Regions from separate parts of the Homo sapiens genome. Here all the other regions are linked to region 6. The links are chromatin loops, found by intact Hi-C in ENCODE. Cell type or tissue: endothelial cell of umbilical vein. All regions are shown on one strand.

Region 1 (5,000 bases), 230 kb before region 6:
CTTTAATTGAATCTCATCAATAACTCAAACTTTGTTCCTTCTGAAACTGCATCTTGCTCAATTTGGACATGTGATCCAAACTCAGCTTATCTAAAGCAGTTTTCTATTACCTAACATTTCTGATTATTTCATATTTAGATCTTCCCTAATGTACCATTTTGCACATCACTCTTAAATGAGTTTGTTCCCAAAAGCACATCCTTTAACAACTGCCGTGAAATATTTGGCTGGTCCCCATAATAACCAAACCAAAATCCACACCCATTTCTCGTAATATGGGAGTAATCCTTATTTCTGGAAGTTTTGCGTGCCCTTTAGTCTATTGTTCAAAACAAACTTCTAAGACTAAAACCATCGAACATTAAGCCTCTCACTTTATCTGTAAAAAAATTGTATTTCTTGATATTGGTCCCATATTGCTATATTCAGTGTTTCCTTTTTGAAAAAATTCTTTACTGCCCTCCCATCCTATGAGGTCATTTGGTACTGGATCACACTTTTCTCATTTTTTACTAATTCAGTTCTATTTTACTCCAAAGTTTCTTGATTTCCTAAAAGTGAGAACAAGCAATGCCCATACTACACTTTAGCTCTAACTTTGTTTTTCCCACTGGAGAGCTGGTCATCCTTCACTGTAATCAGTCACCACTGTCTGGGAAATATATTCAAGAGAGAAGAAGAGAACCAAGATCATTTGGTAGTTTTACTTCATAGAGGCATGTGTATCATAGTATTAATACTTCAAAGACAGAAACAACACAACATGCTACTAACATACCGACTAATAGGATATGAATTCATTACTGGGCAGATTTAAAAATACAAAGCTAGACAAGCTAAGACCTTGCTAATTATTAATAAATAGCAAAGAAATCTCCTTTATAAATGCAGGCAACCTTTTCCAATTTAGTTGTCCAATTTGGCTCTTTCCAAAAACACCTAGCTATGGTCTGGACCTCTGGTCTTTCTTTCATTTTAGGGCACATATTTATCTTCTCTGGATAAAATTACACTTTCTCTTTTAAATACGAGAGCTCTGCCAGCCTTTAAACTGAGTCTTATAGCAGTGGGGAGTAACAGATAAAGGACTGGAAGGTAACATGGACAATCTGGATTCTATTCCTGTCAATGAAACACCATAACAGTTGGGATGGGCCACTTAACTTGGATTTAAATTCAACCCTTTCCAGACTGTAGAAAAATATTTAATGTTGACTTAATACAGTAATAAGTTACCTTATTTAACATGAGATTTTTTAAGTACAGCGTATCTATGCATATCACCAAATGGCCATATAATTATGAATATACCCACAAAAATAGAAACTGTTATTCAAAATCATAAATACATGACGATTAAAGATAAGCATATTGAAAAGCAAAAAGAAAGAAATAGTACCTATATACTCTTTATCCTTTCGTTCCTCAATAGATCTTATTAGAAAGTAAAGAACTGAGAGAGTAGGAAAGGAGTTAAGTATATTCTAGGATATAAAATATAACCTAAATTATGATAGTGCCATATCCTAGAAAATCGAATGTCATTCAAATTAATCTCAGTGATGTTTTCAGAGACTCTAAATACCCAAAGCCTGTGTTTAGTTCAAATAGCCACAAGGATGGGCCATTCATACATATTTCAAAATATTCCCCTCATTTGGTCAGAAGTACGATAATACAAATAAAAGTAGCATGATATTCAGGGGGACTCTAGCTATGGTCATAATTCCTCTATGGCCTATTTTACTTTGCTAAATTCTGCAGACAGTTTAACTTTATCAACTGACATTCCCCCACCAGGAATTACAAGCTGCAAAAACCAGCGTTTGGTTTGACCAGCAAAGTGTAGTTTGGTGTTACACATTTTTTTTTAAAATATCTTACAATGGAACACACATGGCCAGTCAGCCCCACTCTCTTCTACTTGTCTACCTCTCTAGACCTGTCTCACACATTTAGGCTGCCTACCTGCCTGGCACCCCTGGCTTCTGAGTTTGAAACCACTGTCCTGCAGAAAACCTACGGTGCAACCAAACTCATCCATTTGCAGGCCTCTGAACCCAGGACTTTTATCTTTCTTTCTACCCAGACATATAAGTCTGACCCTTTATCCAACATCCAGCTTAAATTCCTCCAATTCCATTAAGACTGCCATGTGAAACTTAGCAGAGCTTAGAGTGATTTCTCCATCCAGTTAATTCCTGTGGCTCTCACTGATGATTTTGTTCTTCTAACACATACCAAATGGCATGATTTCTTTTTATTGTTTAATTCCTTCGGATCAAATACATAAAGGGCAGGGACTAGGTGCCATATCCTCTATTCATTCTCTAAGATCTATTTAAAAGCCTGTACATAAATAGCATTCAATAAATGTTTGCTGGTGATAATGTTGAGGCCAAAGGTTAAAAAAAAAAGGACTGGAAAAGAAAAATTAAAGACTGCAAGAAGCCATGACTTCTGGTGGAAAAAACACCAATCAAAGCCCATGCACTTCTCCAAATGACTAGCTGGTAGTTCCTCAAGCTACACAAACTGATGAAGCAGTGAAAATAGAGCACTGCCTGTTTCTTGGGCTAATAATCCAAAAAGGATATTTTACAAACCTCAACACTTCTTCACAGAAAAGACAACAATGCTTACAAAATAAAAATGCTCTTAGCACAGCCAAAAAAAGGCACAATCACAAGCTTCATAAACTTGTCTGAGCTCACAAGGCAATTCATATTTCCATTCTGTAAGTCCCCTAGCCCCCCTGGAAAATCACACATCCAAAATAAACATGTGCTACAAAATAGATAGGAATTCTTGTGATGAGGGTCCATTCCTTTTCTTGGCGGTGTGGGGAAGACATGGTCTAGAAGTTCATTTGTAAACAGGCAGTTTTACCTGCATTAACAGGAAAGGCACTTGGTCAAGTTTCTCTAGATGAGCACGCCCCCTTGTGGGCACTTCCTGACTCACCTCTTTGGAATGGCCAGTGGAGATTGTGGGCTGTTTCAAGCTATTATTTTTCAACATTCATTTCCCTCCCTTACTTACATATTATCTTACATCTCTATAATGTTGAGTGAGCATAATAATATTATTTGGTAATACTTCAGATAACCTATCCCTTTTATTTCCCCAAATACAAGCTTATTGTTAAAACAAGCTTAGTTTTTAGACTAATGCATGTTTGAAGCCCTTAAATAAAAGATTTTAAACCTATTGGAAGACTGCAAAATTTACTATTAAGAGGAAATATCATTATATGGGTTTTCTCTTTCAAAATTAATATTCAAATCATCAGCTGTAGATGCTTAAATTAGTAATGTCAACTGAGTAAAGGCACTATTTCTAGAGACTGTGATAAGGATAAAGTAACAAAATGCTCACGCTTCTATGGACATACACAAACAAAATAACCACATACACCAACCTCAAAATGGCAAATGTGTAAAGCAGATAATTCAATTCAATTAACACTTATTAAGTACCTGTCATCTGTGCCAACTAGAAGAAAGAAATTTGATCTGCATGGCATTGGAGCTAGCTCATAAAGGAAGAGTTGAATTAGAATTTTCAGGAAGCAAAGAAGTAGTTAATATTCCATTATTAATTACTGCTTATCCCATTAAGGGAAGGAATATGAACAAAAACTTGGATTTGAGAACTCTCAGCAAATAAAACTGAAAAGAGAAATATATTTGGTGAGAAAAAAAGGTAATTCCAGAAGGAAGATAATGGAAAAGTAGCTTGTAGCTAGGTTTCAAGAGGGTTTATAAAATTCAGCTTAAAAGTTTGGGTTTTAACCCACAGACAGTAAAGATTCTATTAAAGTTTCTTCCAGGAGAGAGACAAAACCAATGCAGGTATTTTTAGGGAAATGTATCTTCTGATAGCACACAGAATTAAAACGGAATAGAGCAGGACTAGAGGCAAAGAAGCCAGGCATGAAGATACTGCAACAGTCCAGCCACTGAGGGTGAAAAGACAAAGGCTCACTGGTAGTATGTCTACTAAAAAGAAACAAGAAAAAAAAAAGTAGTGCATGTATTCATTAAATGTTTATTGAGCATTTATTATATGTCAAGCTGAGAAACCATGGTAAATAAGACATACAATAGCTGTCCTCCTGGAACCTCATTCTACTGGAAGATAAAGACATCAAATAACCACACTAATAATGACAGAGAGACAATTGGAGCAGCACAATAGCTTAAAGAGAGAGAAGAAGGAAGGAGACAGGCAACATTCCCTGGATCTGGAATCACAGGTGTGAAGACCTTGACACAGGAAGAATCTTGACAATGTGACCCGGAGTGAGATGGCAAAAGATTGGAAAGACAGACAGCCATGTCTGCTCCCATAGGGTCCTGGGGACTCTGTTGGGGAGCCTATACTTTATTCTTAAGAGCAGCTGGAAGTGAGTTAAGGGTTCAAGCAGGAGCATGACAAAATCAAACTGTACTTTTAGAAAACTTCAAGAATGCTGGGCAGAGAAATGACTGAAAGGGCAGGGCAGTTGTGGGCAGATAGGTAGGAAGCTAGTGCAATCATCCAGGAGAGTGAGTGGAGCATGATTCTAAACATGCTGAGTTAGACTGTGATGGGTCAAACAAGTGAAAATGTGTAATAGGCAGGAGAAAACAGGCAACTGGAACAGGTTGGGACATAAAAAAAAGGAAATGGAAAAATACATATAGATTCATCCATTCAAATAAACCTTCATTAAATAGCTGCTAATGTGTCAGGTCCTCTGCTGGGCAGGGGAAAATAAAGAGCAAGGAGCCTGACTTGAGAGAACTGGCTGCCTGGTGAAGGTTTGACTGTGAACAATGAAAGTGACCCTGAGGCAAATCCTGGAAGCAAAGAGGAAGAGCTGCAACTCCAAGAAGGGAGTTCTAGACTACCTGGAGGAAAACTAAATGAGTGATGCTGGACATGAAGTCATTAACTGAATTCAATCATATAATCCCAGTTCATCTAAAATGTTCCATGTTTATTTATGCAATGGG
Region 2 (5,000 bases), 850 kb before region 6:
TCAAATTGTAAACCCTTATGCTGGAGGTGGGGCCTGGTGGGAGGCAATTGGAACATGGGGGCAGAATTCTCATGGATACATTGACATTATCCCCTCAGTGCTGTTCTCATGAGAGTGGGTGAGTTTTCATGAGATCTGGTTGTTTAAAAGTTTATGGCACCTCCCCCTCTCTCTCTTGGTCCTGCTCCTTCCATGTAAGACACTTCCTCCCACTTTGCCTTTAACCATGAGTAAAAGCTCCCTGAGGCCTCCTAGAATAAGCTGCTGTGCTTCTGGTACAGTCTGTGGAACTGTGAGCCAATTAAACCTCTTTCCTTCATAAATTACCCAGTCTCGGGTATTTCTGTATAGCAATGCAAGAACTGACTCATACAAGGGGGCTCCTTTAATGCAGGGAACCTGGGTTATAACTACAAATAACAGAAAGGATTCCGGTGTCTGAGTCTGTGTCTCTATCTACCCTTCTTACCTGTGTGCCAAAGAGGCAGGAGGGTGATTCTGAAAGTAAAAAGCTCACCGCCAATATTTTATTTTAGTACAAGAAAAGAGATTAATACTATGGATGTAGAGAAAGCAAGAGCTTGGAATCTAGAAACGACTTAGATCCCACCATGCCCTTACCAGCTATGCAATCTCAGATGGGCCACTCAATCCCACTGACAGTCAATTCTCTCATCTGTGAAATGAGTGTACCAATGCTACTTTATAGGCAGCTTTGTCAGGATTAAATGAAGTAATTTAGAAAAAGTACTTAGCAGGGTGACTGGTTGCCTGGCCCTTAATAAGTATTTCATGAGTTCAATTCTGTGCCAAAGATAAAGTATTGCTCACCAGCTAATTGGCCATTGTTCAAATTTTTTTAAGCAAAATGAAAACTTCAAGCTTATTAGAATTAAAATGCTCTGACCCCTTGTATTTTGGAATTATAAAAGATATTGTTTCTCAAAATAATGGTGGTGGGAGGGGTGGGGGGAACCCTCTGTTTGCTTAGGGCCATCTTCCAGCTCTTATCAGGTGGCATTTGCATTAGTCTGGTGGTAAATCCGTCCAGGATGCTGAATAAACAACTGCTTGCCTTTAGTTGGATCTTCAATTACATCAGATATGTGACCTGATGTCTGGAAGCCCTGGGCTGCCAAGGACAGAACAGTCTCTGTGAGGTGATTTAAAGGAGATCTTTGTTCCCTGGCCCCCAAATGTCTTTGTCCCATTATTTCTTGCAGTCTGACATGCTCCCTTTAAACCCCAAAGGCTTTCTGTGTTCAAGAGCTCCTTATCTATTGTTATGCAAATGTCCCTGGGAAAAACAATAATAATTCTTCATCGGCTAATATTTCAAGGAGAACTATAGCAACAAATGCTAACAATTTCTTGGAAGCTCAGATGTAGGAGAGGTATGTGTAAGATAAGGAAGAAGGGGTTGGGGGAAGAGTGAGTTATCTCTAAAAGGGGAGGTAGATGAGAAGGATGGGTTTTAGAAGTAGATAAGCCAGCTTCAGTTTCCCAGGAGCCAATCTCTAGAGCCATGATTTCTGTTTCCTCATTCATAAGGCAGGAAAGACAAAATTTACCTCACTAGGGTGGTTTTAAAGATTAAATGAGACAACATGCAGACTGCTTGTTCCTATGCATTCAAAGGAAGTGGTGACCATTAACTCCGCCTCCAGGCTGTAGGTTCTGAGGGACTAGGATGCAAGATCCCATCTGCCATTTGCTCACTGTGACCCTGGCCATCACTTGGCTTCCACCTGTGTAAAATGGGAAAAAGGTGTTTTCCTAGTCATTAAAAATGTAATATATGAGGCACAGCTTATTAATTTCTAGGTAGAAAACTATACGATTACTCAAGTCAATTGCATGTCATTGCTAATTTAAAGAAAAAGATAATCAATTGATTTTGGGTGAACAGTTTTAATTTGAAGCAGGATTAGTCAAGATAACAATGTATTTTAGCCAGAAATAAATTTAAGTCTGTAGTCATTAGAGTTAAAATATTCTTTCTAATAGCTATACAGTACAGAAAAAGACTGCTGAAGAAATTTGACATGTAATAAAAAAGAGAATGAAGAAAAAGTGAGAGTGGATTTAAAAGGCTGCTGTTCCGTTTTCAGACTGCAGGCTGCCCCCCTGCTGAGCTGCCCAGCTGCTCAGTTCATTTCTTAGTGAAGTGCCTTTTTTGGGCTTAGCCACAAGATGTCAGCCTAAGCTTAGCCATTTGTGCATTTTTCCGCGCCTCCAACCCATTTCTTCCCTTCCATTTCATTTCCTCTTTCGGCTCTGAGCAAATGAATAATCTTTTGGATTGTGGGCACTAGATGAATAACAATGGAGTAACTGGAGCATTCAAAGGGCCTCTGCTGATAGCAGCTTCCACCAAGTCTCAGGAAGAGCCCCCTTTCCTTCCCATTGCAGTCCCCAAGCCTGGGAGGCCATTGTCCTCTCTCAGGCCAAGTGTATCTATGTGTTGGCGCTTCCTACACAGGGACAAAAAATCCAGGATCCGTGACCCCTAGGAGAGAATGCTGTTAACCTGTCTCCCAGGAAGGTGGATAAAGGCGATTTCAGGTTGGCTCAGCAGCCCTGGGAACTTTCAAGGGTGAATACTGCTTTCTCAGCTGCAACCTGTCTTCCCCAATGCATCGGCATTTGAGAACAAGATACCCCACCTGGGTACGAGATGCCTGCAGTACCTCTAAGAATCATGTTCTCACCACATTGGTGAAGGCAAAAAATGGGCAGATTTTCTTTCCCCATGGATTTTTGTAAAGGTGAAAATTTTCCAGACACCCCCCCTACACACACCAGCAAATGTACACTTACAACTGACTGGTCAGAAATCAGTCACCTGCCTGTCCCTGAAACCATCAGCAGTAAGAGGAGTAGGGATGCCATAACTGGTTTAGATTAGTGAGATCCATCTCCTGGGCCTAGGGAGGGTCCACCTTCCTTAAGCACATAGCTTTTGCCAGAGATCAGTACTCCCGGAGCTGAATTCCAGGGCCTGCCGTGATGACCCAGAACTCAGGACACAGCCCTGTCTCCCAGGGGCTCAGTGAACACACGTCCAGTCACGACTGCCCAGGGAGATTTGCAGTGGGCTAGAGTTTTGCTAAAGAGAGGCCAGGCAACCACCAACTAAACTACCTGCCCTTTGCTGGAGAAAGAGGAGGAGGAAAAAGAAATAAATGCTGCTGAGACTGACAGAGCAGGAGCACCGTCATCTCAGACAAACACCGCCACTTTAAGCTCCAGCTCCCCTTCTAGCCTCATGCATTTCAAGGAAATCACTTCTCTTCTAACTACAAGCAGCCAGAAAGAGCAGACAGTAAAACACAGATAAGACAGCTCGGGCACAGAGGAAAGTAGGGGGCAAGTCGCTTGGGTAACTGCCAAAGTTCACCCTCATACAACGGGCCCCAGTAAAACAGTGGGCCTTAATAAGCACATTCCTTTCCCTTCAGGTGCACTAAGATAGGGAAGCTAAAAGCAGACTCAGGGGGCTATGCCTGCAGCTGCAGAAAGATATATGAGAACAGACACACAACTCTCCTTCCCAGATAAGCACAACAAAGAGACACAGAAGCAATCCAAGCCTCTGATAAACTCTCCTATCCTGAATTCTTAAAAACTCTTGGTCATAAGAGAGTGTGGCTCTGACCTAGCTTGGCCAGCCGCCCCTCTCAGGTTTATTTAAAATAAACTTGTCCCTGTTGACTGTAAAGCCACCCTTGAAGTTTCTCTCCTCTTTCTTTAATTCTTGCAGTGACTATATTGTCTCTGGCATCAAGAGGACTGGGGTCAGTCCAGTAGCTCTGGGCTCTGGGACCTGCTCTGCTTAGACTGTCTGAGAACCCGAGAGCATGGTGCCTCTGTTCTCTGGGTCTGTTTCCTTCAGAGAAATGCAGTCTGTTCCAGGATGTACAGCATCAGAACCAGCCTGGGCTATAGGCCTCCTATGGAAACAGGCAGGCTCAGGCCCATGCTTATCTGTCTCTCACTGTGCCATTGAGCCACCAGAGTCATGGGAGCCAGTGTTTTCCAACCGAAGGGACTTCTGTGCCCACTTTCTAGAACCTCTCCTTGAGCCGACCTATGGGGATAAAACACACACACGAAAGCAGGACATCCTGAGGAAGGGACCCTGGGAGGAAGATGAACAGTGAGACCATTCCTGTTCATCCTTGTAGAATAGGAGATAAGTTGATTTATCATTCATTAGACAGAACTGTGTAATAAAGGTATTTATGTGTGCAAGGCTGTGGTATGCAACAACTCTGGGGGAAGGAGGAAGAGAAAGAAATGAGACTTGGCTTTGGGTTGGATGTGCGATGCTTTTTCTCAGAGAAATCAATTTTTTGCAGAAAGAAGCATGCTGTCTATTGGGATGTCGCTGCCCCACGAACAGTCACTACACCCTTGATGCATCCTCTGCGGGGGGCTCAGGGCCTCAGGAACACTAAACACCACAGGGGACCAGGCTTCATCCTGACACACACTGGGAATCAACCCAGCTGTCATTTCCATGGGTGTGGAAGAAAACTAATGACTCAAGGCTTGAATCATAAGTGGTCCAGCTTCCACTGGCAGAGGTAGATAAGTCAGTGAGAAACTCAGATACATTCACAGCAACTGCAGCCTCTGACCGGAATGGGTCGAACCTGCAAGCCACCCTTGGCTTCAGCCTGCTTTTAGTTCACAACTTTGTGCAAAAGAGAAATTAGCAGCAATGTGAAATGTCACAATTTGAAGGAGTCTCTGCCAGGGCTGGACAGTTCAATTTCCTTTTCAACTCACTGCCCCAACATTGTCCTGCTACTTTCAAGGAGAGAAATTCAAGCATAAGGGCTTTGTGAACCAGGCTGAGAGCTCTGGACATGGAAGGAGAGGGAAGGGCCAGGTTCTCACTGGGACACATACTGTGGTGTGTAAAGGCATGGACCCTGGACCAGAATAGCCCAGGCCAATGCACTGCATCATTTCTCCTATTTCTGGGACTTCTG
Region 3 (5,000 bases), 310 kb before region 6:
AAAGCAATGGCTACAAAGAGATGGAAGTAAACCCATCAGAGCAAAAACATACCAGTCAAGAGCAACGGTCATGGCAACAGTTTTTTGGGGATGCTAAAGACATTTTGCTTGCTGACTTTCTGGAGGGCCAAAGAATGATAAATCTGCTTATTATGAGAGTGTTCTGAGACCATCAGCCAAAGCTTTAGCAGAAAAATGCCTAGGAAGACTTCACCAGAGAGTCCTCTACCACAACAACATCCTGCTCACTCCTCTCATCAAACAAGGGCAATTTTGTGAAAGTTTTGATGGAAAATCATTAGCCCTCCACCATATAGTCCTGATTTGGCTCCTTCTTTTTGTTTGCTATCCTAAAGAAAAAAACCTGTAAAGGGTGCCAATTATTCTTCAATTAATGATGTAAAAAAGACTGCATTGACACTGTTATATACTCAGGACCCTCAGATCTTTCGGAATGGACTAAATGGCTGGTATCACTGCTTGCAAAAGTGTCTTTAACTGGCTGAAGCTTATGTTGAGAAATAAAGTTTATATTTTTAATTCCATTTTTCATGAACTTTTTGCAGTCCCTTCACGTGACATCAGTGGCATTGAAAGACCAAATTGATTTGTCAGTCACCTTTGTCTTAATTTATACAGGAGCAAGCACATGACAGCCAAACTTAAGTCACTCTAAGGAAAAATAAAATAATAAAATAAAATAAAAAGCTTGTAATGAGAAAAGAACTAAATACAAAAGCAAGTACCTACTAGGAAAAAAATGGTCAGAATAACCCACAAGCCAGACTTTTCTTTTTGTTCACAACATACAAGAAGGAAAAATGTTTTAAAATGGGATCCTATGAGTTCATGTCCTTTGCAGGGACATGGATGAAGCTGGAAACCATCATTCTCAGCAAACTATCACAAGGACAGAAAACCAAACACCGCATGTTCTCACTCATAGGTGGGAACTGAACAATGAGATCACTTGGACACAGGGCAGTGAACATCACACACTGGGGCCTGTTGGGGGATGGGGGACTGGGGGAGGGATAGCATTAGGAGAAATACCTAATGTAAATGAGGAGTTGATGGGTTCAGCAAACCAACATGGCACATGTATACCTGTGTATCAAACCTGCACGTTATGCACATGTACCCTAGAACTTAAAGTATAATAAAAAATAAAAAATAAAATGGGATCCTATAAATTATATACATTATTTTAAAACCCAAACATTCAGGTAAATAAAATGTAAAAAGCAGGATGGTATATATACGATAGGATGGCTTTAGGGAAGTCTAAATCAATAAATAATGCTTTATGCTCAAAAACAACTTTTACTTTATAGAATTTTTGTAAGAAAGAAATAAAACCACAAAACTTTATTGTAGTATACTTAAAGGATTTAAATTAACCTAAATTTACATGAAGAAAAATATTTTATAGATGTTTTTCTGTATATACACATATAGATAAACTCACAACTTTTTAATGCTTTTTTTCTTTTTAATTTTATTTTATTTTTCAACTTTTATTTTAGATTCAGGAAGTATACAGTTTCTTAAATAGTCATTAATCATCTGTGATAAGGCTGCAATGTCACTCTTAAGAATTCTGGGAACTCTACCTACAGAAGAACAAGTTTATCCAAATATGCAGAAACACAGACATTCACAATCTAATAGAGCTATGTTAATAAGCTGGAGTAAACACTGAATTATCACACTAATTTTAGTGATTCCATATAAGCAGGGTCTGTTATGGAACTATATCCCGGAAGGGGCTAATAACTAAAGGACAAAAAGACCCTACACCCACAGAATTGCCTGACAGTGTAAAAATCAAGTGAAGAATCACTGTGAAATTCATTTTTTTAAAAATCTAAATTTCAAGAAAGATGTTTTCATTTGTAAGTTTTCAATTATTGCATTGTCACCAAAAGAGTACTAAATATAGCCTAGTCATTGGTGGTACACAAAACCTTAACTGAGAGTACAAAATATAGTCAAGACAGTAGTGGTACACAAAACCTCAATCTAGTGTGTAAACAAAAAGGTCAACATTAGAAGTAATGGTCAATCCGAAATATTTCAAAACCGCACACTTATTTTAGAGCCATTTGTTAACAAGAGCAAGTTCTACACATTCAATTGAGTGAACAGTATTGTTTTGATGGTGAACACCCTAAAGGAAGAAAAAGAGTGCCAGTAATTCAAATTTTTAATTTCCACAGTTTTTGTTGTTGTTGTTTTCGTTTGTTTGTTTGTTTTAGATGGGGTTTCGCTCTTGTTGCCTAGGCTGGAATGCAATGGCACGATCTTGGCTCACTGCAACCTCTGCCTTCTGGGTTCAAATGATTCTCCTGCCTCAGCCTCCCGAGTAGCTGGGATTACAGGTGCCCCCCACCATGCCCAGCTAATTTTTAGTAGAGATGGGGTTTTACCATGTTGGCCAGGCTGGTCTCAAACTCCTGACCCTTGGATGATCCACCTGCCTCAGCCTCCCAAAGTGCTGAGATTACAGGCATGAGCCACCACTCCTGGCCCATAGTTAAGCTTAATTATCAATTTCTGGGATAAATAAAAAAAAGAATCATTCACTTTCTTGACCCATCCAGCTGGGCTCCATCCCAGGACTCCTAAGCCCTGTGGTTGTTGCATGTTCATGTTAGTTAACGCCACAGCTCAGCGAAAAAACAACTGATCTGGGGACAAGCAGGTCAACTTGCCAACATACAACATTAGTACATGTGGGTTCAGAGCACTCTGCATTTTTCTTTCATATTCTAATTGTGACAAACAAGGCTATATAAGGTTTAAAATTTTGGCAAATGTAAATGAGGTTTATGGAAACAATATTCATGTCATGCCTGAACAAGGATAGTGTCTTCTACTAAAACCAGATTGGGATTTCATGTCATGAGACAAGTTTGTGTAGCAGTTCATCTACTGGCCCCTAGAGGCCACTCTCCATCACCCCTCAAAGATTTATGCCCCTGGCTGATATCCGTCCTGTCATAATACCTAGTTGACTTCATGGTGCATGGAGACTATCCTTCCAACTCCATGACTTCTCAATTTTTTTACCTCTTACTTTATTTATGTTACCCACTCACTCCCTTTATCGTCCCCTAGTCTTTGTGATTTCCCAGTAACATCACCTCTTGCGTGAACCTCACTTGCAAGAATCTCACTAACCACCCCTAACTGCACAGTGCATACCTTCTGGTTCCCAGACTCCAACAACCTCCCTCCCAAGTCCTCATTTTGGCCCTAAGTAGCCAAAGTCCATAGTCCATCATTATAATTAATTCTCTGCAGAAACCATCAGCTAAATTGGTCTGCTCTTGCCCCATCATACTCACCTGACAAAATTCCAACCATAATTAAATCTTACTCCATGCCTGCACCCATAAACCAAACTTTGCTGAAGATAATTACACTACCATGCTGACCATGCCTTCTTTAAATTCATGGTCACTATCTTCAATTTGGACCCTTAATGCTGCCTGGCAATACATAGGCAAGTACTGACCTATACTTTCTTGTTTTTCCTCAAATTTCCAATATTTCCTCCTCCATGGGAACTCTGCTGCTGTCTTTCCCTGGGAGAGACAGAAGCAGAAAGAACTTTCATCAGCCCCCACCACATCTTGATTCAAGACTTGCCTCCTGTTACTACAGATGAATTGCTCATGCTCCTCCAAGGTCAATAGCTTCACCTGTTGACTAGGTCTACTGCTTCTTGCCTCCTCAGGGACCTTCACCTCTGCCCGAACACACACATCATTAATTTGTCTCTTTCATGAATCATTGTCCTGTATTATTTGCTCTAACTTCTCATCTATAGAAAAACATACACATTTGTCTTCTATATAGACAAGAAAAAAACACTTTCCTCTCCAGCTACCACCCCATTATCTTCTTCAAGAAAGGAAAAATTCCTTCAAAGATGTGTCTGTACTCACTGTTTCCTATTTATCTCCTCAGTCTCTTCCCTTACCCACTCACACTGGGATTTGTATCCCCTCCACTTCATCCAAACCTACTGTGAAAGGTCATCTATCACCACCACAGGGTGCTAGTCAGTGATCAGTTCCCCAGTCCTCCTCTTACTGCTCATCGGAAGAGTCTGACCTGCTGATCGTGCTTTGCTGCTTTCTAGCACTTACTTCACTTGACTTTCAGGACTTCACAAACTCCTGGATTTTCTCCAGAAGCACCAGCCACTCCTCCTCAATCTCATTGCTGGTTCCTCTTTATCTCTTTACTTTACCTTTGGAATGTTCCAGAGCTCTTCAAGGTCTTCTTTTATCTGCATCGATTTTCCTGATCTCATATCATGTATCACTTTAAAATATCATCTGCACACCATTGATTCTCAAATTTATTTTAGCTCAGGCCTTATCCCTGAACTTGACACTTATATATGCAATTGCCTAATTAACATTTCCACTTGTTCATTTTATAAGCATCTTTTGAAACTGCTGATCTTTCCCCACAAGACTTATTCTTCCTGGAGGCTTTCCTAGATCAGTAAACAGAAACCTCATTTCTCTTCTTTGCCCAGGCCCAAAATCCTCAAGTCATCGTGACTCTTCTCTTTATCTTTCACCCTATATTAATTAATTAGCAAATCCTGTTAGCTTTACCTTCAAAAACTATCCGGAATCCAATCACTTTCCCATCTACCTCCATTACCCTGGTCCAAGCCACTACTATCTCTTAACTGAATTAGCCTAATAGCCTCCTATCTAGTCCGTCAGGTTCTACTCTTGCCTCCCAAAATCTATTGTCAGCACCCAAGCCAGAATGGCTTCAATAAAATGTAATTCAGGCCAATTTATCTTCTCAAAACTCTTCAAGGCTCCCATCTTATGATGGCTTGCAAGGCCTTGCATGGCCCTTACTACTTCTTCCAGCTCATCCGTAACCATCCTTCCCCTTGCTCACACTGCTCCAGCCACACAGGCCTCCCTGCCATCCCTCAGCCAACTCTAGACACATTGCTAACT
Region 4 (5,000 bases), 450 kb before region 6:
AGTCCCCAAATATTACTTGCTACAAAGAATAAGAGAGTCGGTAGGGTTGGGGTATGTCCTTGTAAAGCAGGAGAAACACATTGAAGAAATGTGTTGAAGAAAAGACAGGGGCTTGAGAAGACTAGGGACTGGTCCAAAGGAAGGGAGGTCACTTACTGGAAACACAATGACTCAGGCGGAGCAAGGCAAGAAAGTTGGAATCACACTGCAAAGGTAGAAAGAGCTCATCTTCCTGGATGAAAGACTATTGAACCGTGGTTCCCATAACCCAGTGTGTTACCAAAGAGAAAGAACTCAGCCCTATTCCTTTCCCAATGTAACTTATATCCTACCAAATCCAGTATCTACCAAAAAACAGATAAATGCTTCAGTATGATACTATTCATATGAAACTACGTTTTCTTGGCCATTTACTTTGTTAGGCAACATATAGTATCTCATTTAATCTTTATAACTACCATACGACTATAATTCTCATTTGATAACCTGCATTTATTCCTTTAGACCTGATTTTTCTTATACATGTCATGGACTACTCCCAGAGTTAATTACTAAAAGAATGTTCTTAAATGAGAGTATTTAGTATTTATCTTGGAAAAAAAGCCTTCTTCTTCAATCCCAGAATTTTGAAATGAAGGCTTCTTTATGGAAGAATAAACTAACCAACAGAAAATCATTGGTTTATTCTTTCATAAATAGATGGGCCAAAATATTTTTGGTCTCCTCTGACCAAAAAAATTGTTAATAGCCTGAATGATAAGAAATGCATTCTTTCTTGTGAGTCTTTCTGAGTTTCTATTTAGTTAGCTGCTTTTAGGGTGTGTGCTTCTCTAAGAAATGTTATCTATCTCCCTTCCTATAAGGACAACAACTTGCAGTGGTGTGAAATTATTATAAGTCGAGAAGTATTTGCAGTAATTGCTTGGTGCCCTATAAAAACATACTGTAACTTTCAGGTACTATCCCTGGGACCTAGCTGTGAAATCAACTTTCATAACCCTCACGAATGCTTGTGTACCTGTTTACAACAAGTGGCTGTTTACAAAGCATGTCCCCATGGGTTGTCTCTGACTTTCACAGCCCCACCTCACAGGTAAGGGAACAGAAGATGACAGCAAGGAATCAATTAGCTTAAAAATTCACAGAGAGTTGTAGGGAACAATTGCCTTGCTAGCTGCAAGATATAACTAAATGTGAGGTGTGTTTTTTAAATATGACTTCTAGCTCCAGAACTTGTGCAGCTTAAAAGTGATAGGCAGTACCCAAAGATGCAGAAAAGAGGATCTTGTCCACATTTTAGGCAGGGGTGTAGAATTTAAATTTACATCCTTACTTCTCACTGAAAACTAACAGGTCTTAATTGTGATTAGATGAGAGACTTTTGGAAGAAACTAAGTTTCAGTTGGCTTTAATTATGCCTTAATCATGCTCATCTATTTCAAATATTAAGGAAGCTTGCACTGGAATGGGTAGAAAGGGCTAGAAAATGAAAAACAAAATGATGCCTACAAAGTGTCTTCACACCGCTTTCAATTTTCCAGGCATAATCTCTTCTTGAGGTTGGTGTCAAGCCAGGTGTCAGGAACAGCACCTAGCACCACTACAGAAAGCACCTACTAAACAAATTATTAGATATTACATACATTTGAAGCTGGAAGCACGCTTAGAAATAACCTAGTTTAAGTTTCTTATTTTCTGGATGAGAAAATTAAACCCCAGGAAGGCAAAGAGACTTGCTCATGCAGCTGAAGAAAAATACAAGGATCCCTAGCTTTGATGACCACATTTTAACACCATCTGAATAGAAAATATTTGTTTCTTTTCGGCTTCTTATCCTGTTAGTGCAGCTATTTCTCTATTGCTGCCTCAAAGAAACAAATCAGAATGTTTCTGTTTATTTTATAGGTAGTGTTCCAACCAGGGAGCTCCTGGATGCAAGGAACAGAGAGCCACTCGACCTAAGTGACCACCAGAGGGTGCCCACAGGACAGCCCGACAAATGGGGTGAGGTGGGGGGATGGCCCTGGAGTGTCTCCCTTCTCACGAGAAACGCATGTGGTATCACAACTGAGACTTATCTTTTGTTCCCATCAAGAAGTTAGAGGTCTCAGGTCTCTTCTGAAATGCGAGGTTGCACATCTGTATTGGGGAAGAAAATCTGCAACACGTGCCAACCTCGTGCTTAAGATGTATTTGTTTCGAACTCCTGCATGCTTGCTCTTCTGGTATCTGTCTCCATAAATAAAATGGGAAGAAATATGTCACTTTGATTTCCACACAGGCAGAAGAGAGTTGTGATTAGATGTCATGAGAGGGTCCACAGTTTCTGCTACAGGAAAGGTGATAGGGGGATTATAATATTCACCTTTCCCCAACTTGTTTCCTGGAACAGTTACCTAGTTGTCCCCAGAGAATCGATAATGGGTTTAGACAAAAACCCTGTGTTCCCTTCGGAAGACGAAATTCCTTTCAGAAGAAAGCCAGATCCAGAATAATCAATTAATTCCACCTGTATCAAAACTGTGACATGTGGGTAATATCCATTCATTCCTTCCCTTTGATAAACTAGGTTCATCCATTTGAACCTGATTTTTCTTACATGCCAGTAATTACTCCGAGAACTGACTCTTAACAGAAAATTTTTCAAGTATAATATTTGACATACACTTTAAAAGAAAACATTGTTCTTTAATCCCAGCATTTCAAAATGGAGGTTTCCTTATGAATATAGAACACCAATACACACGTCGACCATCAAAAAAGTGGTACCTACAAAGAGGTAGTCCTATCTTACCACCTCTTTATAGTCACATCTTCCACCCAACCCTCCCAACTCCGGGTAACCACTGATCTGTTTTCCATCACTACAGTTTTTGAAATGTCATGTAACCAGAAACATGCAGTGTGTTACCTTTTTGTGAGTGGTTTCTTTCGCTCAGCATAAGGCCTTTGAGATTCATCCAAGTTATCATATGTGTCAGCAGTTTATTCTTTTTTATTGCTGAGTAGCATTCCATGTATGGATGCACCAGAGCTTGTTTATCCACTCGCCTACTAAAGGATATTTAAGTTGTTTGTAAGTTTTGGGAAATTATGAAAATAATTGCTATAAACATTTATGTACAGATTTTTATGTGCACCTAAGATTTCATTTCTCTAGGGTAAATACTTAGGAGTGGGACCGTTGGGTCATGTAGTATGTATATGTATATATTCGATTTAAGTATATGTATATATTCAATTTAGTAAGTATATGTATATATTCGATTTTTCAGAGTGGCTGTACCATTTCCATCTCCAGCATCAATATGTGAGTGTTCCATACATACACATACTCAGTTGCTACACATCCTCACCAACACTTGGTATGAATTTTTTTTATTTTAGCCATTCTAATAGGTATATAGTGGTATCTCAACATGTTGTTAGTTTGATTTCCTTAGCGTTTCATGATGTTGAGCATTTTTCATGTGTTTCTTTGCCTTTCATAAATCCTTTTTGATGGTATGCCCAGTCAGGTCTTTTGTTCATTTTTTAAATTGGGTTGTTTACACATGATTATCTCAATAGATGAAGAAGAGGCCTTCAATAAAATTCAACACCCCTTCATGTTAAAAACTCTCAATAAACTAGGTATTGCTGAAACATACCTCAAAATAATAAGAGCCATATATGGCAAACCCACAGCCAATATCATACTGAATGGGCAAAAGCTGGAAGCATTTCCCTTGAAAATTGGCACAAGACAAGGATGCCCTCTCTCACCGCTCCTATTTAACACAGTATTGGAAGTTCTGGCCAGGACAATCAGGAAGAGAAAGAAATAAAGCATATGCGAATAGGAAGAGGGGAAGTCAAATTATCTTTGTTTGCAGATGACATGATCCTATATCTAGAAAACCCCATTATCTCAGCCCAAAAGCTTCTTAAGCTGATAAGCAACTTCAGCAAAGTCTCAGGATAGAAAATCAACGTGCAAAAATCACCAGCATTCCTATAACAAACAACAGGCAACCAGAGAGCCAAATCATGAATGAACTCCCATTGACAATTGCTACAAAAAGAATAAAATACCCAGGAATAGAGCTAATAAGGGAAGTGAAGAACCTCTTCAAGGAGAACTACAAACCACTGCTCAAGAAAATCAGAGAAGACACAATGGAGCAACATTTCATGCACAAGGATAGGAAGAATCAATATCATGAAAATGGCCATACTGCCCAAAGTAATTTGTAGATTCAGTGCTATCCCATTAAACTACCATCGACATTCTTCACAAATTAGAAAAAAAAACTATTCTAAAATTCATATGGGACCAAAAAGAGCCTGAATAGCCAAGACAATCCTAAGCAAAAAGAACAAAGCTGGAGGCATCACACTATTTGACTTCAAACTATACTACAAGGTCACAGTAACCAAAACAGCATGGTACTGGTACAAGAACAGACACATAGACCAGTGGAACAGAACAGAGAACTCAGAAATAAGACCGCACACCTACAACTATCTGACCTTTGACAAACTTGACAAAAACAAGCAATGGGGAAATGACTCCCTATTTATAAATGGTGCTGGGAGTGCTGGCTAGCCATATGCAGAAAATCGAAACTGGACCCCTTCACTACGCCATATACAAAAATTAACTCAAAATGGATTAAAGACTTAAATGTAAAACCCAAAACTATAAAAATCCTAGAAGAAAATCTAGGCAATCCCATTCAGGACATAGGCATGGGCATAGATTTCATGATGAAAATGTCAAAAGCAATCTCAACAAAAGCAAAAATTGACAAACAGGATCTAATTAAACTAAAGAGCGACTGCACAGCAAAAGAAACTATCATTAGAGTGAACAGACAACCTACAGAATGGGAGAAAATTTTTGCAATCTATCCACCTGACAAAGGTCTAATATTCAGAGTCTACGAGGAACTTAAACAAATTTACAAGAAAAAAAACCAAACAACCCCATTAAAAAGTGAGCAAAGGACATGAACAGA
Region 5 (5,000 bases), 650 kb before region 6:
CTGAATCAGAAACTCTGGGGTAGGAGTCTAGCAATCTGTGTTTTAACAAATCCTTCAGAGGATTCTGATGTTCACTCAACTTTCTGTTCCTCTGCCCTAAAGGAACAGAAAGAGGAGACACCTCGGTCTTTGACTTGAAGTGGGTATTGAACAAGAGGTCTCAAAGACTTCCTATTTTACTTTAATTAACACTATGATGTCTTAAATAAAGTTCTGTGTCTTTTTAATTCCCTCTTTTAATCTATGGCAATTCAAGCACCAAATTTAAGTCAAACAGACCTGGCCAAAAAGGCAATGCCAGGCTGATAAAGGGAATGACTATAGGGTAATTTAATCAATTCTAGCAGAATATCTAGAATCCAGAATGGTCAGTCTAGTTACACCAGTTGGCTTTACAAATAAATTGGATCAATAATGCAGTGAGCTGATTGTTTGCTTGAGAATTAGCTGAAACCAAAAGCACTTAAATCCATTGAATGTAAATTATTTTATCCAAGTAGCATAGAAATGCCCAAGTGGCCTTACAAGATTGAAAGGGTTGTCTCAGCCAAATAAAACATGCCTTCAGAACAAAGGAATGGCGTGTGTCAGGGAAGACTGTCTAGGATGTATTGATGGGGAAACTGACAGAGCTTCCCAGGAGGGTATTTGTTAGTTATGAGCATTTCTCCTTCTGCCCTAGCATGGAAGGTTCCATCGTGCATCTGCCCCAGATCATAGCTCTAAAGAAGAAATACAAGGCTTACCTCTACATAGATGAAGCTCACAGTATTGGGGCCGTGGGCCCAACCGGCCGGGGTGTCACGGAGTTCTTTGGACTAGACCCTCATGAAGTTGATGTGCTCATGGGCACATTCACCAAAAGTTTTGGAGCTTCAGGAGGTTACATAGCTGGAAGGAAGGTAAGAGAGGGCCTGCTTGTGTCTGTTTAAAACCTGAGCGCCCTGGGGATGCCGTGTGTAGGGCTTCTCTGAATTTCATGAAAGCTTCAATTCAGTTCACCACACCTCAGCTGATCACTCCAGCCTGGCTACAGTGGGTTCACAGCCAGATAAGGCCCAGAATATCGAGGAGCTCTCCCTCGAATAGTGAAGAGGAGCATGTGATGAGTGATCACACTATAATGAAATGGCAACACTGGCCGTGTACATAAGATGCAAAGTACCAGGCAGAGGAATAATTAACTCTGTTAAGTAGTATCTAGGACATGGTTTAGAATGAATATCCATCTGGTAGACAAATAATGGGGGGCCATATTTAACACACAGAGAGAATAATGTATACCAAGCCAGAAGTGATAAGGGATGTTCTGAAAACTATAAGCATTAAAAAACACAAAGAAGATAATAGCAACAGTAGGCAATGTTAGTTATTAGGGAGGCTGACCCTATGCTACAAGTTGTGGGTTTTAAGAGTTTTAATCAAAACGGTGGCAGGAATGTACTTTTAAGAAATATTCTCTGCAAAAAAAATTCTTTCCATAATGTTGCATACACCATAGGTCAAATCCTGCCATTCTCCAATATCTTATCAATATGCCTTAAAAATTCTGATCTGCTGGGATTAGACTGTTAAGTGAGTGTTGGCCCTGTCATTCTAGTGCCAATATCACCAAGAGGTTTGTGGAAAAAAAAAACAAAAAAAAACAATAAATATTTGAGAGAAATTTAAAAGGAGGGAAAGGAAAGGGACAAAGAAAATCCAATATTCAAACCTGGGTTTGAGAGATAAAGGAGCCAGTTATCTGAACAATGAGAGGATAGCCTTGTCCAAATTCTGACACCTATCTCAGACAAACCTACACCTGTCCCAAAGAGCAGATGTGACAGTGATGTTGGCTCAGCCTAGGATGCCACACCAGGCCCAAAACCAGTGCATGCAAGTGGTATCAACAAAAATCCCCACTTTCTTACCTATTGTGATGAACAGGAACAAGAGTTCAGACTTCTGGTAAACCAGTTAGACAAACCAAGAAGTGCAGCAGAAAACAGTCCTCTCATTGAAAGCTCATGATTTAAAACAACAGATTTAATTCTGGCCACTGGCCCTGCCATGAAATGCACAGATGCTTAAAATGTTCAGAGTTTTAAGTGGCCTTTACCCTTCAATAAGCACTGCTTTCTTTCGGGCTCAAAGCATTGTTTTTCATCCCCTCTTCACTGGCCTGTGGGAATCAGCTGGGTAATGCTAAAACCATTGGGAAAGCCCAGGATCTTACAAAATTCAGCTAAATCTGGTGAAAGGTTAAATGTTCCCTTCCTAGACTGTCGAAGCAGTAGGAGCAGAGGGTCTCAAATTTAGGAGCTCCCTGATCCTGGCTACATTGCTCTGTGAGCTTGTGGTTTTGTGATTACTTTAGCAGCAGTTCTGAACTACAAAATTTTTAACGAAGCATAACTCTACTTCCTGAACCAAAGGCACCTGAATAAACCGAAGCAAGCCAATTCTTGAAATGTTGTCAAATTTGGTGGATGTCACATTTTTCCCCCTAGAGTAGCTTCATTTGATACCCACTTTAAACAAAGGCTCGCGACTAGCAGAAGTAAACACCAGTTCACCATGATTCTCTCTCATGCTCTCCATTCTGATGTCAGCTAGAGTATTTTTAAGATGTAGGCGTTCTTGTCCACACAATTTCTATTCATTTGGCATAGATACTGAGCAATTGTGAAAATTACCATTATTTACATTAATCGGGATGCAGAAAAAGTATGTACATCTGTTCATTTTCTTATCTCTTAAAATGCTCATTTTATGCATATTTGGATACAGAGGGTCGCATTGTTCATTCCCTCTCCTCTCCCTCCTTTTTCCTCCCCACCTTTCTCTGTCTTCTCTTCCCTTCATGTTACACTGCAGTGTCTAAATTTACCACTAGATGGCAGCAAGAATTAGAGCGTGTCTGGCAGAGATTCGTTAGCCTACGCTGAGATCTGCCCTAAAACAGCAAGATGCAAAACCTTGAAAACATAGGGGCTGTTTCCAAGACCTGGGCGGTGAGCAGGAGGGCATTTGAGAAAATGCCTGTATCCCTGATGACTTAAAAATCAGTCAGATACACACCTGTGTGGAATGATTTTGGTCAGACTGTGATAAACCTGGGTAAACTGGCTTCCTTTCGGCTTAATGAGCCCATGATTTGATGGAACTTATGTATCCGTTCCTTTGTACCTTTAATTCTTTTTAATTATGTTAAGTTTCATTATGTATAATTTCAAGTCAAACATATATTTTATTCCTATGAACTTCAGATAATTTTGTGAAGAATTTTTACTTTGAGTCTGTTTAAATTAGGATTCGGCAAATACTAAAGATTTTTGTTTGAAAAAACTACTTCTACTAGTATGTTTAAATAATTAAGAGTAGAGTTTTCAAACTCTGATAACTGTACTGTAAGACAGATAGATAGGTAGATAGATAGTTGATAGACAGATGAATAATCTCCCAGATACTTCCCGTATATCTCAAATTCGGGGATTATTGCAAAATAGCTAGGATTCCAAACCAATGTATACAAAAGCAACAAAATTGAACATAAAAAAAGTTAAAGTACACACATTCAGACTTGCTGTTTTTCTGAAACTGTGTATAATTTCAATTTCACTGTTCTCATAGGGTTCTCAGTAAACCCTGAAATTTGAAAATAATCAGTTAGCTCCAAAAATCTAGAAAAAAGAGATAAAAACATCTGGCTCTTAACTCTCTTTTTAAGTGATGTTAATATTGGTATAGAGGGGCTGCATTCCCAGTAACAGTGTCTAGGAGGTTCTGGAAATCTTTATGGAATGGGTCAAGGTCAGAGTTTTATATATTAGCAACCAGATGAGACATGTAATGAAACACATTTGAAAACAAGGAGAAAAAAATGGTTTAGTATGACGATACTACTAGAGGAAACAGAGGTTTTGTTTTTATCTCAGAGCCTTTTCCTCACAAAGTGTCCTACAAATTCCCCTCTGCTAATTGGAAGTTGCTGCCAGGCTGTGATCCCCACTTTCCACCTCAAGGAAACTGCTAACAGTCTGTCCAGAGCCAGCAGAGTTTTGCTGTTTTGCTCACTTTGGGTTTGGAGCCGCTATAGATGCACAGTGAACAGCCTAACATGGAGGAGTCTGTCCTTTCAAGACCTTCCTGATGAAATTCCAGATCACTACTTCTCTCCACCTGTCAGAGCTCCGTGCCATGAATGGCTTCTTTGAAGGAAAGCCTAAGCTGATGGGACTAGGTTTCTTATTTTTATTCTTTCACATTTGTATTGATCCTGTTGCTGGGAAATGTGGTCAATGCCGAAGACCCCAAACTTTTCCCCAGGCAAGGATCTTGAGTCCACCTGCATGCCTGGTGCCGAACACTGGCTCCCACAGCCTCCACAGGCTGACCAGAGACTTGCAAATGAATGAAGCGATGGTAGCCCTTGTAACTGATAGGTTGCAGGGCTGGAATTCTGGAGAAGGGAACTGGGACAGGGCAGACAAATTTGGGGTGAGCATTAGCCCCAGAAGCCTGCATGCCAGCCAAAGCCAGGTCACTCTAAAAAGTGAGCTCTGCCCTGCACACTAGGCCCTGGCTGTATTTAACATCCCTTTGAAGTAAGCAGGGGTCAGGGAGTGAGCTCTAAGATGTTTATTCTAAGAGTCTCCTGTCTGATTTCCTCCCAAAAGGCCACCCTTGCCCTTGAACTTCAGGCCTGTGTGTAGAGAAAACAATCAGGGTTTTGAACTTCCAAATGGACGTGGAAACCTCGATACGAGGAGACCTCTAACCCACCCTGAAGAAGACACGACCCAGACTCGCCTTGCAAAAGACCAAAGCCACCTCTTAACTCATGGCTCATAGCACCCAATGGGGGAACGAGAGGGGGAATTAGTAGCCAGGAATCAAGGCTCTCCCTGACACTCTCCAGAAGTTACTCAAAGAGCTCCATTTTTTGAAACACACAAGCAAATAAACTTCCATCCAGAAACTCAGACCCTGAGAGAAAGCAAACTCAGTCCAAAAAA
Region 6 (5,000 bases):
TTCCATATCAATTCTTTTTACAGTTTTGAATCATCTGCAGAAAAAGGTACTCCTATTTTAAATTTTCACTAGTTTTGTTTAACTGTGCTGGGAGGTAATTCATTATCCACTTCCCCTTATTCCCTAGGATATTAATAACTGATGTATTAGAGTGTATAGGAGATACTCTTATTTTAAATTTTCCCTAGTTTCATTTAACTGTGCGGGGAGGTAATTTATTATCCACTTCCCCTTATTCCTTAGGATATTAATAACTGATTTATTAGAGTGTATAGGAAAGACAGAAGAGTGTATAGGAGAGACAGAAGAGTGTACAGGAAAGACAGAAGAGAAAAAAGAAACATCAGCAGATAACTGACACAGGCTTAAATGCGTAACAAGAATCTGAAAACAGGTTCACAGATATGGTAGAGGCAGACACGCTTGTGTCTCATTTCTCTCTGTACCCATGCATTAAAAATTTTGAATACTTTGAGGCTGGGAGCAGTGGCTCACGAAACCTGTAATCCCAGCACTTTGGGAAGCCAAGGCGGCCTCACTTGAGGTCAGGAGTTCAAGACCAGCCTGGTCAACATAGCGAAACACTGTCCCTAGTAAAAATACAAAAATTAGCCAGGTGTAGTGGTACACACCTGTAATCCCAGCTACTTGGGCAGCTGAGGCACGAGAATCGCTTCAACCTGTGAGGCAGAGGTTACAGTGAACTGAGATCATACCACTGCACTCCAGCCTGGGTGAGAGAGCGAGACTCTGTCTCAAGAAAAAATAATAACAAAAAAATTAATACTTTCCATTTTTAAAGATGCTATAAGTAATATACAAAATCTCTTCATAAAGCAATAGAGTCCAGCTACATATTTTTTAAAGTAAAGAAATACCGTTGATGTTCCCATTGCAGCAGAAGTGAAATATTTTGGTTTATATGCTGTTAAATTCACTTCTGAGGCTACATCCTTAGGCTCATCATCAAAAGTAATATCATCTGGTATAAACCTAAGAAGTAAAGAAAAAAAATTTATTTAAAATACGCTGCAGTGATAACCACAGTTTAGATTCTCATCTAATTAGTTGTAGTTTATACATACACAAACTTTCTAAAAGACACACGTTTAAGAGACAATGTTAGACATAACCTTTGTATATTTCTGAATGAATTCATCTTTGTATAAATTTCTGAAATTCATAAGCTATAACTCTGTAATTCCACTAAATTTAAAAGAATGCTGTATAGATAGAAATCGTGCATTAGGAGTCAGTTAATGAGTCAGGTGCAAGCACATGTGGGTCCCTCACGTTTCAAAAAGATCCAGACTTCTGATAGTGCAGTCATTGACTACATGATTTTGTTGTTGTTTTTACAGAGAGGGTCTTGCTCCATCACCCAGGTTGGAGGTCCATGGCATAATCATGGCTCACTGAAGTCTCAACGGCCTGGGCTCAAGCGATCCTCTACAGGTGTGCGCCAACATGCCTGGCTAATTTTTACTTTTAAAATTTTTTGTAGAGACAGGGTCTCACTATGTTGCCCAGGCTGGTCTTGAACTCCTGGGTTCAAGCGATCTTCCTGCCTAGGCCTCCCAAAGTGCTGGGATTATAGGCGTGAGCTACTATGCCCAGCTGGCTATATTGTATTTTGAAGATCAAATATAATTATTAATGGGTAAGCATTGTGAATACAAAGTATCATATACATGAGGTGTCACTGAAAACAAGGGAAAGCTTAAGGTTGAGTCTTACAATTTCCTAATTGTACATTTAGCCATTTACATTTAGAGCAGTGTTGTCCAACAGAACTTTCTGTGACAAGGGCAATGTTCTATATCTGCTCTGTCCAAAATGGAACAATTATTTGAAATATGACTACGCAACTGACTTATAAATTTTAACTAAAATAACCAAATATGACTAGTGGCTACTATACTGGATAGCATGGATCTAGAGATAACAATCTGTTTTCAAATTCCTCTGCCCCTTCCTCCATGCATTTTTAAAAGTTAACTTCATCTGGTTCCTAGCTCTAAAAGCAGTTGCAAGGAAATATTATTGTGTAAGGTACACCATCTTAAAAACAGAGCCAATATGTCTGAAAGGACAAAGATGTGGGGATGATTCATACATAATACTTTAGCACTGTCTTGTTTGTTTTCTTTCTTAGGAGTGATGTTCCATGGGATAGAGTTAACCGAAAAGCAAAAAAATCATTTTAGAATATAAAACAGAGATCACTACCAGTTCAAATATTTTACTTCTTATAATCATGTTGTACTAAAAGATTAAATTGGTAATACATACACTGGATTACCTTAGATCTATGAAAGAACAACTACTTTCAAATTCCAGGCCATCACAATCCTCATAAATTTTACTAGCTGTTTCCGGAGAATCACAGTCTACTACTGCATAATAGTACTTCAGTCGTTTGAATTGATAATCTCTCAATTTTTCTCTAGACGTCCTAAAGTGGGAAAAACTTATTAAGCATACTTATACAGAAACACAAAAATTTCCCTTTAAAAAATAAATGTAATTCTTTCAAGAAAAACATATTACAAGCTGGCCTTCATACCAAACCATCTTTCCTTCATGACTTTGCCTTTATAAACATTAAATACTTAAGCTCAACTTATTATTCTCACAAGGTACAGATATTTGGATTGGAATTTGGTATCTAGGAAAGGAGTGTGTGGGAATTCGTGTGTTTATCTATAATTTAACTCACAGAATAGTTACTTTGCTATTACACACTGCCTTCTCAAGTAAAACCAATAAAGATAATTCTATTATAAAATATGCTAGAAAACCATTAGCTAAAAGACATTCCTGATCTTGCAAAATGTTTGCTTAAGAGTCTATAAGTTTGATTTTGCTTAACTACAACACATTCTTTTTTTTTTTTTTTTTTTTAAGGTTCCACACAAAGCACTGATACAACTCTTTCTTTGAAGGTCTTCATCTGCTCTCTCCTGTCACTAATCTATTTAACCCTCATTTTTATTAAGTGCAAATATAGCTCCACCTAGTGGCTTAAAAACTATCTTAAATTATTTTCTATATTGCACCATGATGATAAAAAAAAAAGTTTTATCATTCTTTCACTTTTCTATTTGATTCTCAAATAAGAAAAAATTATATAATTTGAAGGCAAACAGAGCTTCAATGATGTCTCAAAAAAAAAAGCAAAACGTACTAATTCAGAGCAACGAGGCTGAAAGAATTCAAAAGAACTCCAAATCAGTTTAATCATGAAATGTTTTTCAAAAACTGCAATAATTACTTTCATGAATACAGAAATAGAAATATACACGAACAAAAATCTTCTTGGAATAATGTACCACTTTTAACAGACTTTAAATCTGTTTTGCAACCTGTTTTAACCACGAATGGCACAAGTATAAACTTTAGTTTTAACTATTAAGGTGACCAGAATTCTGAACTAATGACATGAATTTATGAGGTTTAGTTTTATGTTCTATAGTGATTTAATACCAGTCTTTTTCTGGGGCATCTTCAGGAATACTTAATAGCTCTACTGGTCCTTGAACTTGCTCTTCCTTCATCCTCTCCTTTCCAAATTCTGAAGGATATATCTAAACAGAAAAAAATAGGATCAATGTAATTTGTACATTCCTTTACACAAATATCTAGACCTGTCGAAGTCAGGAACTCTAAAAGTCACAACTTGACTCAATGAAAACAGTAAGGGTGACTCACTTCCAAATCCACTATAGGAAGCTAGAGCATCTTGAGAAATTTTATTTAAAAATAGATCACTTTGGCTAGAGACTAACAAGATACGAGGCTTGGAAACAAAAATAAGAGTATCTCCTCCACATACCACCTGGGACAAGATGGTTCCGAGATCCAAACGAAAAATTAAAAGCAAAACAAGATGCTAAGCTCAAGGAAATGTGAATAAAAACACACACATGAAAAATGACTGAATTAGTTTACATGAAATACAGAAAAATAAACATATAATGAAGATCAATTTTGTAATAACCAACTTATCTCTGTCATACCATTTATCCAGTGCTTTCTTTTAAAGAAATAGAACAGAACTGACGACAACCTTATACAGATTAGGTATAGTCTCGATATAAGAAAAAGAATTCACTCTCACCAGGTGTGGTATCTTCTAAAATCTTGCCTACTTTAAGAGTCAAGAAATAATTGTATTAATGACATTGTTTTGATACTACTAGGCTTAATATACATTTGTTAATGAACACATGCTTTTTTAAACTGTCTGAAATATGCAATTTATCAACAAGATGATCCAAGTTTTTCTTACTAACTTGAATAGTATATACACAATAGGTTTAATATGTAAGTTTATAATATATATGTAGTCACATCTTTTGATTCTTTTTTTTCCTCTTTTCTAAGTCTAGAAATTCTCACTATTGCCTAAAACACAGGGTTTTTAAATTGTTTCTTTGGCTTGACTTTTAATTTTTTTTTCCTTTGCTTCATCTAGAATTTCGCTGGAGCTATTAGGAGGTGAAGATCTGAACCAAGTTCTCTATCCAATGACCTGTTCATTTGTCCAAATATTCAAGCAGCCTATTTTGATCTAAGTTATCATATGAACTCTTTCTATCTATTCTGTTCTACCAATTTGTCCCATTTTTACCCAAACCTGTCAACCCCCATAGCATCATGAAATGTTTAGATATTGTAACTTGTAGGGTGAGTTTTTACACTTGATCTTAGCCAAAAGGCCGAGAAGCGACAGGGTGAGTTTTTATATTAGCATGATTTCTCAAAAGTTTATTAGCTAGTCTAGGCCAGGCGCGGTGGCTCACACCTGTAATCCCAGCACTTTGGGAGGCCGAGGCGGGCGGATCATGAGGTCAGGAGATCGAGACCATCCTGGCTAACACAGTGAAAACCCGTCTCTACTAAAAATACAAAAAATTAGCCGGGCGTGGTGGTGGGCGCCTGTAGTCCCAGCTACTCAGGAGGCTGAGGCAGGAGAATGGCGTGAACCCGGGAGGCGG

Evidence for each region. Peaks named below come from ENCODE experiments on the same cell type or tissue, not always from the same donor. Only the 100,000 strongest peaks of a DNase experiment are listed, where the experiment ranks them.
Region 1: a loop joins it to region 6, with 4 times the contacts of the local background. A loop is called at or near these places in 15 of 110 quality-filtered maps.
Region 2: it touches region 6 in a loop (9-fold over the local background); 15 of 110 quality-filtered maps call a loop at or near these places.
Region 3: a loop joins it to region 6, with 6 times the contacts of the local background. A loop is called at or near these places in 30 of 110 quality-filtered maps.
Region 4: a loop joins it to region 6, with 13 times the contacts of the local background. A loop is called at or near these places in 18 of 110 quality-filtered maps.
Region 5: it touches region 6 in a loop (24-fold over the local background); 68 of 110 quality-filtered maps call a loop at or near these places.

What each region holds. Positions count from the first base shown.
Region 1 is chr20:13,543,783-13,548,782 of GRCh38, forward strand. The region is part of intron 8 of TASP1 (taspase 1); the gene reads right to left. Among named protein-coding and RNA genes, the nearest start is that of TASP1, 93 kb to the right of the region's middle. In endothelial cell of umbilical vein, a CTCF peak has its summit at 2,962 (motif pointing left); a DNase peak (open chromatin) is centred at 2,919.
Region 2 is chr20:12,923,161-12,928,160 of GRCh38, forward strand. LINC01722 (long intergenic non-protein coding RNA 1722) reads right to left here. Exons shown (of 12, transcript NR_109868.1): 5 at 1,572-1,748. Among named protein-coding and RNA genes, the nearest start is that of LINC01723, 25 kb to the right of the region's middle. RefSeq lists a silencer at 3,358-3,558. In endothelial cell of umbilical vein, a CTCF peak has its summit at 2,165 (motif pointing right); a DNase peak (open chromatin) is centred at 2,211.
Region 3 is chr20:13,456,110-13,461,109 of GRCh38, forward strand. The region is part of intron 11 of TASP1 (taspase 1); the gene reads right to left. Among named protein-coding and RNA genes, the nearest start is that of TASP1, 180 kb to the right of the region's middle. In endothelial cell of umbilical vein, a CTCF peak has its summit at 2,956; no DNase peak of the experiment used is centred here.
Region 4 is chr20:13,323,161-13,328,160 of GRCh38, forward strand. It overlaps a transcript of TASP1 not described here and a transcript of ISM1 not described here. Among named protein-coding and RNA genes, the nearest start is that of ISM1-AS1, 86 kb to the left of the region's middle. In endothelial cell of umbilical vein, a CTCF peak has its summit at 1,964 (motif pointing right); no DNase peak of the experiment used is centred here; H3K27me3 peaks cover 567 bases.
Region 5 is chr20:13,116,824-13,121,823 of GRCh38, forward strand. It overlaps SPTLC3 (serine palmitoyltransferase long chain base subunit 3), which reads left to right. Exons shown (of 12, transcript NM_018327.4): 8 at 683-902. It also overlaps a transcript of TASP1 not described here. Among named protein-coding and RNA genes, the nearest start is that of ISM1, 100 kb to the right of the region's middle. In endothelial cell of umbilical vein, a CTCF peak has its summit at 2,887 (motif pointing right); a DNase peak (open chromatin) is centred at 2,918.
Region 6 is chr20:13,769,029-13,774,028 of GRCh38, forward strand. ESF1 (ESF1 nucleolar pre-rRNA processing protein) reads right to left here. Exons shown (of 14, transcript NM_001276380.2): 5 at 3,487-3,587; 6 at 2,303-2,455; 7 at 879-993. Among named protein-coding and RNA genes, the nearest start is that of ESF1, 13 kb to the right of the region's middle. In endothelial cell of umbilical vein, a CTCF peak has its summit at 2,979 (motif pointing left); no DNase peak of the experiment used is centred here; H3K27ac peaks cover 659 bases.